Linked DNA regions of Homo sapiens: region 1 is linked to region 2. Evidence: chromatin contacts called from ENCODE Hi-C data. All regions are on one chromosome and are shown on one strand. The core of a region is the stretch at or near the end of the contact, and the rest is flanking DNA. Distances in the headings are between cores, read along the strand shown.

Evidence for each region. A loop is a pair of places that touch in the nucleus more often than their neighbours do. Pooled maps may share reads with other maps.
Region 1: a pooled map shows a loop between it and region 2 (4-fold over the local background). The contact joins two enhancer-like sites. A Hi-C loop is called at or near these places in 3 of 37 single-sample maps with no recorded cell type and 3 of 50 pooled maps.

The regions. Positions count from the first base shown.
Region 1 is chr16:23,669,330-23,674,832 of GRCh38, reverse strand. It overlaps DCTN5 (dynactin subunit 5), which reads right to left. Exons shown (of 6, transcript NM_032486.4): 6 at 1-5,503. Among named protein-coding and RNA genes, the nearest start is that of PLK1, 6.8 kb to the left of the region's middle. RefSeq lists an enhancer at 4,190-4,419. Within about 2 kb of position 4,237, at least 3 of the 41 ENCODE cell types and tissues checked have a DNase peak (open chromatin) inside an H3K27ac peak, as active enhancers do.
Region 2 is chr16:23,321,219-23,328,592 of GRCh38, reverse strand. All of the region lies in intron 1 of SCNN1B (sodium channel epithelial 1 subunit beta), which reads right to left. Among named protein-coding and RNA genes, the nearest start is that of SCNN1B, 23 kb to the right of the region's middle. Within about 2 kb of position 3,677, at least 11 of the 41 ENCODE cell types and tissues checked have a DNase peak (open chromatin) inside an H3K27ac peak, as active enhancers do.

The DNA of each region.
Region 1 (5,503 bases), core at 2,988-5,487, 350 kb before region 2:
GACTTTCAGCCTCCAGAACTGCAGGAAAATAAGTTTCTATTGTGTAAGTCACTCAGTTTGTGGTACTTTGTTATGGTATCCTTAGCAAACTAATAAAGGATGAAACCCTGAATTTTTAAAAATTTCAAAATGTGTTTACATAATCTTCTACCCCTTTTGTCCTGATTATTCAATGAGCAGACTAGAAAAGCCTAATACCTTTCTGGGGACAGCTACGTTTTAATAATCCACCTACCTTACTAAGCTGTGTGTGCTGGGAGAAAAGTGAGGGAAGTAGAGTCAGGCTGTCAGTCCACTGTTGCAAGCTGCAACTAATCCCAAAAGCTGAATGCAACAAGTCAACAGCAGTGAGAGAAGCCCCAGAGAAGGTTTGAGTCTGGTCTGTCAAAAGCAGGAGGAGAGGTCATAGTCCTTGCGATGTGCCCTTCCCCAGCTTGGAGCGTTTGGCAAATATTAGAAGTTAGGAATGCAATTAGCCTCTGTATTAGAGACAAAGAGCCTATCAGCAGCTTGATCTTAGATGGTCCCATTAGAGAATAAGCCCTTTTCAGCCAGGTTCCAGGACGTTTTCATAGTTTAGCGCTCCACGGAGGGGGTCCTTAATCTCCAACGGCCCCAACGTCTGAGTCCTGGTCATTGAGCCTGTGCCTGCTTTCAGTTCAGCATAGCTCGTGTTGAGGCTAAAACAGCTCAAGGCAGACAGTAGCAGGTTTCAGCTTAGAGTCAGGGCCAGGCAATTAGGATCTGAGAATTTGAGATTCTCAACAAGCAGCTGCTTTTCTTCAGCAGCAGTGAAGGCATGCTGCATGGCCAGACAGCTGTGGTCCAAGTGACATGCAAGGCTGCCTTTTTATCTTGTTGGTCTTAGAGTCCAATTGACCCACTCAAAAAAAATGCATATTAGACTAGACAATCATCAGCCTCTAAGGGGAGACATTTGATTTTGACAAGGGTTCATTAGCAATTTAACTGTATTTTCATTTTCCAAACAGATTGCTTCTCTTTACATGTTGTCTCCCTCTTTCCCGAGGCTCCAGTAAGCACGAATCACAGCAAAAATAATCAGTTACAGCCTGTTCTGGTTCCAATATCCGAAGAATTTAAATTCCAACCTATCCACTAGTGGCAAAAAACTAGAAAGCTGTATCCCACTAACACCTTTCATATTTTATTTTTGAGTAGCTTTATTTGATTAGGGTGATCCCTCTAGCATTTATGAAATTAACAAGCATAAAACTTTTTTTTTAAGAGATGAGTAGCTGGGACTACAGGCGCACGCCACTGCGTCCAGCTAAGGTATGTTTTTTAAGCAATGAAATCAACCAGTAAAAACAAGTTCAAATATTTTTCATTCACACACTCAAGGCCTGCTGAGCATCCACTGCATGTGTTTTACTTGTTCCATTAGAAAGGTTTATTAAAAAATGGCGGGGCACAGTGGCTCATGACTGTAATCCCAGCACTTAGGGAGGCCAAGATCGCTTGAGCCCAGGAGTTCAAGACTAGTCTGGGCAACATGGTAAAACCCTGTCTCTATTTAAAAAATAAACAAATACAAGCAAGTTTTTTTTTAAAAAATGATATATTAAAGAAAATCCTCCTAATTCTCTTATGTCTTTTCATAGCTGTTTCCATGTTCTCATATTCCCATCCTTGTCAACATGGAATTTTTGTTGTTGTTGTTGTGGTTTTTTTTTTTTTTTTTGAGACGGAGTCTCGCTCTGTCGCCCAGGCTGGAGTGCAGTGGCACAATTACAGCTCACTGCAAGCTCCGCCCCCTGGGTTCGCGCCATTCTCCTGCCTCAGCCTCCCAAGTAGCTGGGAATACAGGCACCCGCCACCATGCCTGGCTAATTTTTTTGTATTTTTAGTAGAGATGGGGTTTCACTGTGTTAGCCAGGATGGTCTTGATCTCCTGACCTCGTGATCTGCCCACCTCGGCCTCCCGAAGTGATGGGATTACAGGCTTGAGCCACTGCGCCTGGCCAAACATGGAATTTGTTTTATACAGTTGCAATTATGGTCCATTAATACAATCTATTTGTATGTTATCAGTAACAGTAATACTAACAGTGAACCCTTATTAAGCATTTACTATGTGCCAGGCACAAGGCTAAGAGTTTTACAGAGATGATCTCATTTACCTTGGGTTACTTACCCAACCAAGGTTTATAGCCAGCAGGTGGCAAAGCTTGAATTCCAACCCAACTCTGCTGACTCCCAACTACACCCACCTGCACACTTGCCTCTTGGGCCTTGTTTGTCTGGCAAGTCCTAAATCCCAGACTCATTTGTTCACTTGCTTGCTTCCTCCCTCCCTCCCTACCAAAACACAGTATGATCTGTCGGTTAAACTCAATAGACTAAAAACTCCGGGTTCAAATGCTAGCTCCTCCATCACTAGCTGTATGACCTTGGGAAAGTACTTAATCTCTCTGTGCCTCAATTTCCATGTTTATAAAATGGGATAAAGTGCCCATTATAGTGCCCATTTCCTAGGATTCTATCCAGGAGATGATGTGCCTATTTCCTAAGGTTCTTATAATGAGATTCTGCAAGGACAGCACTCCAAATAGTACAGGCACATGGTTTTGACAGTTGTTTCTGTTATTATTGAAATAAAAAGAACCTATACCTGTTCCCAGGAAGCTCAGAGTCTCTCACAGGCCTTTTCAGTTCCTGGGGCTCTCATATTTCCTCATTCTCCCAGACTCCTCTGACCCTACTCTTCCTCAGGTTCTTACTGCTCCTGTGGGAAATCAGAAAGAGCAGCCAGCAGACAACACCAACTGAGATGAATGCAGCTGAAATGGCACAGGTCAGTATGGCCAAGAAACACCATGGGCTAATGTTCAGACCCATGGTATGAAAGCCAGAGTGGGTGTGAATTTCACTCCCATGTCTCTTATCTTGGATGGTTTTCATCTGCATGACCCATTTGCCCAATGCCCAATGGATGTGAAGATACAGAAAAGTCCAGGTACTGTTTTCAGGGAAGTAAGATGTCCTGTGCCAACTCTTCTCACTTCAGGGTCCAAGTCAGAGTGCACAAGGAAAGCAGGTGGGGCTGGCCCACCAGCAAAAGCTTCAGGAGAGCAAGGGATTGGCTGACTGGGCTGCAAGGGTAGTGTTCAAAGCCAGCTGCCTTGGAGGCCAAGATAGTGGAGGAGCTGCATAAAACATGGATTTTGCAGCCAAGTAAGAGCTGGCCTTGATTCCAGCTCAGCCATTTATTAGATGTGTGGCATTGGGCAAATTTACTTAACCTCTCTGAATATCAGTTTCCTCTGCTGTAAAACAGGCTGTGAAACTCTCACTTTTTTGACAGTTGGGAGGATTAAATGTTTGCACCCCATAGATACAAAACAAGGAAGGGTGATTTCTCCATCTCTTGTTTGTGGCGGACTGATTATAAAGGGCAAGATGTTTTAAATTTTATTTTAAATTTTAAAAATATGTAAGAATGCTATGCCTTATACTCTAAGGGGTTTTGCTCAAGGTGTATCACTTCCTAATAAAAGTGCCTAATAAACTGCCGTTTATTGAGTGCTCACCCTGAGCCAGTACTTATGCTTTACATGTATAAATGCATTTCAATCATCATAATACCCTATCCAACTTCCCCATTTTATGGATGAGAAACCTGAGGTTCCACGAAGTAAGATAACTTGCTCAAAGTCACAAGGCTAGCCAATGGCAGGCTGGGATTTGATCAGCCTGACTCTAGCACTCACACTCCTCACCACTATGATGGCTCTCAAAATGGGCCCCTCAGACCCTCTCTGTATTTTGACTCTTTGGCTTTCTCACTCACTAAGCTGTGAGATCCCTATGAGAAAGAACTGGCTCCATCTTAGTCTCCACTGTATCCCCAGGACCTAGGAAGTGCTTGGCACCTAGTAGTGGCTTGGAAAGCACTTGTTAAATGAATAAATGAGTGATGGTGTCTCTCTTCTCTGTGCAGCATATGGTGAGGGGCCCACCTTCTTACCCCTAAATGGAAGCAAGCACATATTCTACTAAAAGCACAAGCCCATTGCTGGGGGGCTCTAGAAGTGTTTCAGTTATCATGTACTTATGGGAACTGTAGAAGTTGGCGAGACATTTTGCTGAGACCAGTTCTGAAAAAACCAGGCCTTCGGACACGCTGTCCCAACACTGCCAGTATCATTTCAGGGGACTTGCAGCTCCATGGAAGCTAACCCCCAGGAGACCAGCCAGCTGGATTTGACTACCTATAGTCACCATCCAGGTTGTCAGATGCCAATTTTTTTTCAGGAGAACCGCTGAGGCTAGCCAGAATATGGCTGGGCAGCACCCTCTAGGCTCTCACTGGATAGAACAGGATACAGAGAAAGGCCTCCCTAGCCACCAAGACCTCTTCCTTATAGCTGAGAAACTTCCAAGGATATGTTAACTATGAACAATGTTTGTCTGATTAATTTCAAGTCTGCCAGATGTATCAGTGACTAAGAAAGGAACTGTGGCCTCAGATCCTGAGTGAAATGGTTCATGCAGAAGTGACTAATACAGAAGCCACCACCCCAACCCCAAATAACCACAAGGGCTCTGTGCAGCCATGTAAAACAGAATCAGTCAACAGGAGGCTCACAAGACAATCATTCACCTTTGTTCCCTGCAGCAGGTATCCTGCAATCTGAGACTTATCTTGAGCTGGGGTAAGGTCTGAGGCATGCTGGCAGGGTGTGTGAGGGTTGGGGGTGAGGGTGGTCACATCCAGGCAATCATTCTATTAAGGATGTGCTAGATGACCCACAGACTCAGGCCTGACTCCTCAGGAGCTCACAGTTAGTAGGGGTTCAGACAAGAACACAGGTACATAACTAAAACTCTATTGATAAGGGCGCCTCGGTAAGGTGCTATGGGAACCATAAGGATGCAGTTCCATGGCCCAGTCAGCTCATCTGGGGAAAAATAATAAAACAAAAAGGAAGCAGTTCCAGACAGAAGACCATCTCCAAATGGTTCTTTATTGAACACCCACTTTGGCTAGGCAATATCCTCCCCCTGCCCTCTAATCCAGGCTCAGGTACCCCCAGTGGAGTATCCTCAGAAGGCAACTCCCAAGACCAGGAGTAATGAGAGATTGGGCAGAGGGTAAGGGACAGCAGGGAGACGGAGGAAAATGAAGACACCAGGGAAAGAGGAGAGGCCTGAACTGGACAGCTGATGCTTTGTCCTGCCCAGCACCCATTCGTCCCTTCTTCAGGTAATATCATCTGCCACCACAACCACCAGCACCAACTCTCAGTCTCTGTGGGTACATGCCAGGCCTGTCCATTTGGTGTATTCCATCTTCCTGGCCACAATGATGACTTGAGGCTGGATACCTTCCTCGTCTGGACCAATGAGAACCAAATCCAGCAGTTCTGTCAGCAAAGGGGAGCTCTTTTTATCAATAACTGGTGCTGTGGGGCCACACTGTGAAGCCCAAGAATAAAGCCAACTCAAATGAAAGCAGAGCTGAGAGCCAAAGAGACAG
Region 2 (7,374 bases), core at 2,428-4,927:
TCATGCTTGTTAAGAAGCTCTGAGAAGCTGTCTCTGAAAACAGAGGCCTCTTGTAGCAAAGACAGACCAAAGATTGGAGTGAAAGATTGCTGGCTGTCTTTCTATTCTCAGGGACTAAGTACTTAATGCACAAGGGCTGACTTTGAGATGTACAAGGATGGACTTCGTGCCCATCATGATCTGGGCTGTCCCTGGGAACCAATTATACTATCATTTACTTAATATCTTTCTTTAAGTTGACTCACTCTTGTTTTTTACTTAAATATCTACTTTAGTTTTGTCCTAAGCAAGAATGTCCACAAAATCACAGGTTGGATGCTACTAATTATATATGTTTTCTAATACCCCTCAACATAAATAATTACTAATGAGATGAAAAGCAATTGTCTGTGCACTATCTAAAAGCCATCTGCACATGCCACTCTGCGTGGGGTGACAGATTCAGCAAAGATCCTTTCTTGTCTTGTAAACTCACCAGATTAGATAAAACACCTTCCCACTTGTGACTTAAAGACAACTGGCCCTACTGACCCCTCGGCCCCAGCTGCCATGCTTGGCGGCTTCCTTACAAGACTTGTTCTGTGGGTTTCTCCACTGCTGGCTCTAGGATGATATAGGCCTCCATCCCAGCAGCCTGACACATGTCTTGCCAACTGATCCGGAAGACCCCAAACTCTAAGACAGAAGATGTGGTCATAGCTGTGAGGAAAACCTTCCTGTTTATTCTTTTCTTTGTGAATGTCCTTTTCAAGGAAAAACAAGTGTACATCTGGCCTTTGGAGGACCCATCTTGTCATGAGGCCAGAAGGGCTCCTGGTTTGTCATTTTCTTGTTCACCTGCTAGCCAAGCACCACATTTTGGTTTGAGAGGTGACCACATTTTGCGATGGCTAAATCCTCTCTGCCCAGCTTCTCTGTATGGATACAGACACTCATGGCAAGAAACCTTAAACATGCAAGAGCAGAAGGGTTCCACAAACTACGATACAGGCACACAATGAGGTATTGGGGAGCCATTAAGAAAAATGGTTAGTTATTATTATTATTATTATCATTTTTGAGATGGAGTCTTGCTCTGCCTCCCAGGCTGGAGTGCAATGGCGCAATCTTGGCTCACTGCAACCTCCACCTCCTGGGTTCAAGTGATTCTCTCTGCTTCAGCCTCCTGAGTAGCTGGGATTACAGGCGTGCACCACCATGCCTGGCTAATTTTTGTATTCTTAGTAGAGATGGAGGTTTCACCATGTTGGCCAGGCTGATCTTGAACTCCTGGCCTCAGGTGATCTGCCTGTCTTGGCCTCCCAAAGTGCTGGGATTACAGGCGTGAGCCACCATTCCCAGCCAATTATTTTTGTTTTTTTAAAAAAACTATGTTAGGCCAGGCATGGTGGCTCCTGTCTGTAATCCCAGCACTTTGAGAGGTCAAGGTGGGAGGATCACTTGAGGCCAGGAGTTTGAGACCATCCAGGGCAATATAGCGAGATCCCACCTCTACAAAAAATAAAAACGTTAGCTGAGCATAGTGATGCATGCCTGTAGTCCCAGCTTCTTGGAAGGCTGAGGCGGGAAGATTGCTTGAGTCTGGGAGTTTGAGGCTGTGGTGAGCTATGATTGCACCACTGCACTCCAGCCTGGGCAATAGCAATAAAAGAACATAATAATCACTGGAGACTTGAGAGAGTAGGAGAGGGGTTAGGAATGAGGAATTACCTAATGGGTACGCTGTACACTGTTACACTGAAAACCCAGACGTCACCACTAGGCAGTATATCCATGTAGCAAAACTGCATTTGTTCCCCATAAATTTGTAAAAATAAAAAATAATGACTGAGTGTGGTGGCTCACACCTGTAATCCTAGCACTTTGGGAGGCTGAGGCAGGTGGATCACTTGAGGCCAGGAGTTTGAAACCAGGCTGGCCAACATGATGAAACCCTGTCTCTACTAAAAATACAAAAAAAATTAGCTGGGCATGGTGGCGCACACCTATAATCCCAGCTACTCGGGAGGCTAAGGCAGGAGAATTGCTTGACCCTGGGAGGCAGAGTTTGCAGTGAGCCGAAATCACACCACAGCACTCCAGCCTGGGTGACAGAGTGAGACTCTGTCTCAAAACAAACAAAGAAACAAAACAAAAAACAAAAAAACCATGTGGGTTTATATGCATCTATGTGCATAGGAAAAATAACACAGATGGCATTAACCAGAACGTTTATAATGATTATCTCTGGGTAGCAGGATCTTGAGTTATTTTTAAGAAATTGTTTTAGTTTATCTGTGCTTTGTAACTTTCCTACAATGAACATATATTGCTTGCATCATAAAAGTAATAAATGAGAAGATAATTTTTAATAGCAAAATGGAAAAAAGCTTATAATAGAATGCTGCTTGAAAAAAACCAGGATTCTAAGTATATGAAAAAATCTATTGTTAGGCAAAGATAGTTGTAGGGAAGCAGGAAATACAGACTTAAAAAAAAAAGTTAAGCTTCCAAGAATTTTTTTGTTTTGTTTATTTTAGAGACAAGGTCTTGCTCTGTTGCCCAGGCTGGAGTGCAGTGGTGCAATCATAGCTCACTGCAGCCTCAAACTCCCTGGCTCAAGAGATATTCCCACCTCAGTCTCCCGAGTAGCTAAGTAGCTGAGACTACAGCTGTGTGGCTTTTATTTATATTTATTTATTTATTTATTTATTTATTTATTTATTAGAGACAGGGTCTCACTATGTTGCCCAGGCTGGTCTCAAACTCATGGTCTAAAGAAATCCTTCCGCCTCGACCTCTCAAAGTGTTGAGATTACAGATGTGAGCCTCCATGTCCAGCCTCCTTCCTTGAATTTAGGTACAACCCTGGTGTAAGGATCTGGGGAGATGCTGGATGGGTTGGAATTAAGTTTCTACTATTTGGCAGAACAGGGGTTTGTATAAGAAGTTAAGATCGGATGCGCATTTCAACTTGCATTCTGATATTTGTACCTGTTTTCCAAAATTGTATTACTTTTATAGTTTAAAAAAAAATTCAAAAAAGAGGCTGGGCACGGTGGCTCATACCTGTAATCCCAGCACTTTGGGAGGCTGAAGTGAGCAGATCACTTGAGGTCAAAGGTTTGAGACCAGCCTGGCCAACATGGTGAAATCCCGTCTCTACTGAAAATGCAAAAATTAGCTGGGCATGGTGGTGCAGGAAGGTAATCCCAAAAACTCGGGAGGCTGAGGCAGGAGAGTCACTTGAACCTGGGAGGCGGAGGTTGCAATGAGCTGAGATCGCACCACCGTACTCCAGCCAGGGCGACAAAGTGAGACTCCAGACTCAAAAAAAAGAAAAAGAAAAAAGAAAAATACATAAAAGCAACCAAAAGGGAGAGCGTTCAATCAACTAGAAAAATCTGCCTTGGGTCTCTAGCAGCCTGACAACTCTTTTCATAATTTCTGGACCTGTCCTGCTGGGGATGGAGTGAACCAAAGAGGGATTTCAGAGGAGGTGGCTGCACCAGAGCTTGCATTTCCTGGATGGCTCCTTTCTCCCATACCCTTGTTGACAGAGTCTTATTGCTGTGTTTGCTTTCCTTATTGCCAGAGCACTCAGCTGCACCGGGCTTTACCCTGTATGAGTACAATTACACAGGAAAACACCCTGCCCACCAGGCCCCATGCCAGGAGCCATGTCATTGTGTCCCAATGGACAAAGAGGACTTGGGGGGGTGCCAATGGTGAGCACCTAAGCCCATCCCCAGAAATGGAAGTGGCCACTTGCCCAGGATGGGTGGTGTGTGTTGACAGCCAGCAGGGAAGAGTGTGGTCAGTTTCATCTGCTCCCTCCCTGCCAATGCTGGAGGCAACTTGGAGAGGGTAGTTTCTGCCAAGCCTTGAAAGATGCCAGGGGCGTGTGTGTGTGGGGTGGGGTAGGATGGGTAGAGGTGGAGAAGGGAGGTGGTTGTTCCATTGGGAATAAAATGCGGTATTCCAGAATAGAGTCAGAAAAATAAGGTCAACCTGATAATGTTTGGAGGCTTATGTAGGAGGACAAGCTATAGTTTCTTTTTCTCTGTTTCACTTTGAGAAACAGGAATGATCCTATTATTATTAAAAATGTGCCAGGGGCCAGTGGCTCAGGCCTGTAATTCCAGCACTTTGAGAGGCTGATGTGGGAGGATTGCTTGAAGCCAGGAGTTCCAGACCAGCCTGGGCAATATAGTGAGACCACCATCTCTAAAAGCAACAACAACAAAAAACAAAAGAAATTAGTTGGGTGAAGTGGTGCATGCCTGTGGTCCCAGCTACTTGGGAGGCTGAGGTGAGAGGTTCGCTGGATCCCAGGAGTTCCAGGCTGCAGTGATCTATGACTGTACCGCTGCACTCCACCCTGGACAACAGAGCAAGACCCTGTCTCAAAAAAAAAAAAAAAAAGTGAGCTTTTGAGTTAGACAGACTTGGGTGGCATCTTCATCCCATCTCTTACTGGCTGGGTGGCTGTGTGATCTTGGCAAAATCGCATCACCTCTCTGAGCCTCAGTTGTCTCATTTGCAAATGAGGCCAGCAATAGTACCTCCCTCCTTGCGTTTTTGTTTGGTTTTCAGTGAGGGTTAAAATGCATATAAAGCTCTCAGCATCCTGTTGAATGAAGGTTGGCTACTGTAATTCATTAGGGAGAAAGAAGGATGAAATGTGTAGGTGGTTGCTGAGTTTAGATACTTAATTGCCTTAGAAAGGACTGATGCTGGAAGGGGAATTTCCCAGCTTGGTAAATGAAAGATTCAGTCTTTGGCCTGCACTTCCCTGAGGCTTAGCTGTCTATGTCATGCTCCTGTCAGAAACTTTCAAGGGCTACTGGTGTCTATAGAATAAAGGCCCCTCAACCCTTAGCTGGCTTCTAAGACACCTTGCAACCTGGTCCCAGCCTAGATGTCTCCTTTAATTCCTTGCACTTTCCTTTACAATGGGGTAGTGGTTAAGAAGTTGGGTTCAAACCCCAGTTGGGTCACTTACTCACTGTGTGACCTTGTGGAATTTACTCACCCTCTCTGTGCCCTGGTTTCCCCATCTGTAAAATGAGGGGAAAATAGTACTGAGTTCATTGAGTTGATGTGAAGATTAAATTGTAAATATGAAGCACCTAGCACAGTGTCTGGCATGGAGAGAGATCAGTGCCTATGAGAGGCTTCTTATTTGCATATACCCATGCAACCACATGCTGGAGCCCTTGGGTACCCTGGGAATTCCCACCACCACACTTTCACTCATGCTGTTATTCAGTCCTGGAGTGCAAAACCTTTACCTCTACCCACAAATCCTCTACCTTTTTCTAGGTGCAGCTCCAGTGCCACCTCCTCCAAGAAGTCCTCTGTGAATGGAGGTCATCCTCCCTCCTCCGTAGCCCCAGTTTTTTTTTTTTTATTGAGATGGAGTTTCACTCCTGTCACCCAGGCTGGAGTGCAGTGCTGTGATCTCAGCTCACTGCAACCTCTGCCTCCCAGGTTCAAGTGGTTCTTCTGTCTCAGCCTCCCAAGTAGCTGGGATTACAGGCATGCGCCCATGGTGATGCCGAGCTAATTTTTTTTTTTTTTGTATTTTTAGTAGAGATGGGATTTCACCATGTTGGCCAGGCTGGTCTCGAAACCCTGACCTCAGGTGATCTGCCCACCTCGGCCTCCCAAAGTGCTGGGTTACAGATTACAGGCGTGAGCCACCGTGCCCAGCCCTCAGAATATTTTCTGAGGACCAATAATGTGGATGGAGTTAAGACCACTGAACTGCACACGTAAAAATGATCACAGTGTAAATTTTGCTATACACATGTATTTTCCACAATTAAGTATTTTAAAAGACATATTGAGCATTTAAAAACTCACAAATCATCTTTAATATTGATTATATGTTGAAGTAATATTTTGGATATATGGGTTCAATGAAATATATTAATAAAATTAGTTTGATCTGTTTATTTTTACTTTTTAAAATGTGGCTATGACAATTTTACATTGCTGGACTGGGCATAGTGGCTCACGCCTGTAATGCCAGCACTTTGGGAGGCCCAGGCAGGAGGATCACTTGAGGCCAGGAATTCAAGATTAGTCTGGGCAACATAGCAAGACCCTGTCCCTACAAAACATATAAATTAAAAAAAAAAATTAGCCAAGCATGGTGGTGTGCACCTATAGTCCCAGCTACTCGGGAGCTGAGGTGGAAGGATCGCTGGAACCCGGGAGGTCGAGGCTGCAGTGACCCGTGATCATGTCACTGCACTCTAGCCTAGGTGATAGAGTGAGACCTTGTCTCAAAAGAGAAAATGAAAAAAATTTTAAATTGCTTATGCCATTCCGATCTGTGGCTTGTGTTGTATGTATGTTGGATAGTGCTGACCTAGATCAATGGCTGGCACTGTAGGCACTTAAATGTGGGCTTAATACGGGAATGAATACAGTTGCAGCCAAATAGGTTCTTTTCAGGCATAAAACAAACAAACAAACAAAAACTGTTGTATCTGGAAGGCTCCAAGGGAATGGGAGAGAGTTTGTGTCGGGGCAGTTTACATAACTAAATCATCATAATTAATATCTATTATTATTATTTGAGACAGGGTCTCACTCTGTCACCCAGGCCAGAGTACAGTGGTGCTATCTTAGCTCACTGCAACGTTTGCCTCCCGGGCTCAAGCGATCCTTCCACCTTAGCTTCCTGAGTAGCTGGGACTATAGGTGCACACCACCATGCCCAGCTAATTATTGTATTTTTTCTGTAGAGGCAGGGTTTTGCCATGTTGTCTAGGGTGATCTCAAACTCCTGGACTCAAGCGATTCTCTTGCTTCGGACTCCCAAAGCGCTGGGATTACAAGTGTTAGGCACTGCGTCTGTCCAATATCTATTATTACGCTGATGATAGCAGCCACCGTCCGCGGAGTACCTAACGTGCCAGGAACTGTCATGGCACTTTAAGCCATCATCTCATTTAATCCTTGAGTCAATGCTCCGGGGGGTCATTGCCTCTGCAGCATAGACAGCTGCCCAAGGTCACTCTGCTGGAGAGCAGAGAGCAAGGGTTTGCCTGAAGGCCTGTCCAAGCCTCCTAATACCCCTGCCTTTCCCAGGGTCCAGGCTCTGTGTGCTGTCTTGTCCTATGGGACTTGATGGCCCTGCCTGGGATGGACAGCAGACACCAGCCCTGCTCACACCCCCACTCACAGGCGGGGCCTTCAGAGGAACAGGGAGCCCCAGCCAGAGGCAAGCAGATGATGCTGTTGAGAGTCCAGGAAGGAGGCCAGGCGTTGTGGCTCATGCCTGTAATCACAGCACTTCGGGAGGCTGAGGCAGGTGGATCACTTGAGGGTAAGAGTTCGAGATCAGCCTGGCCAACATGGTGAAACCCAGTCTGTACTAAA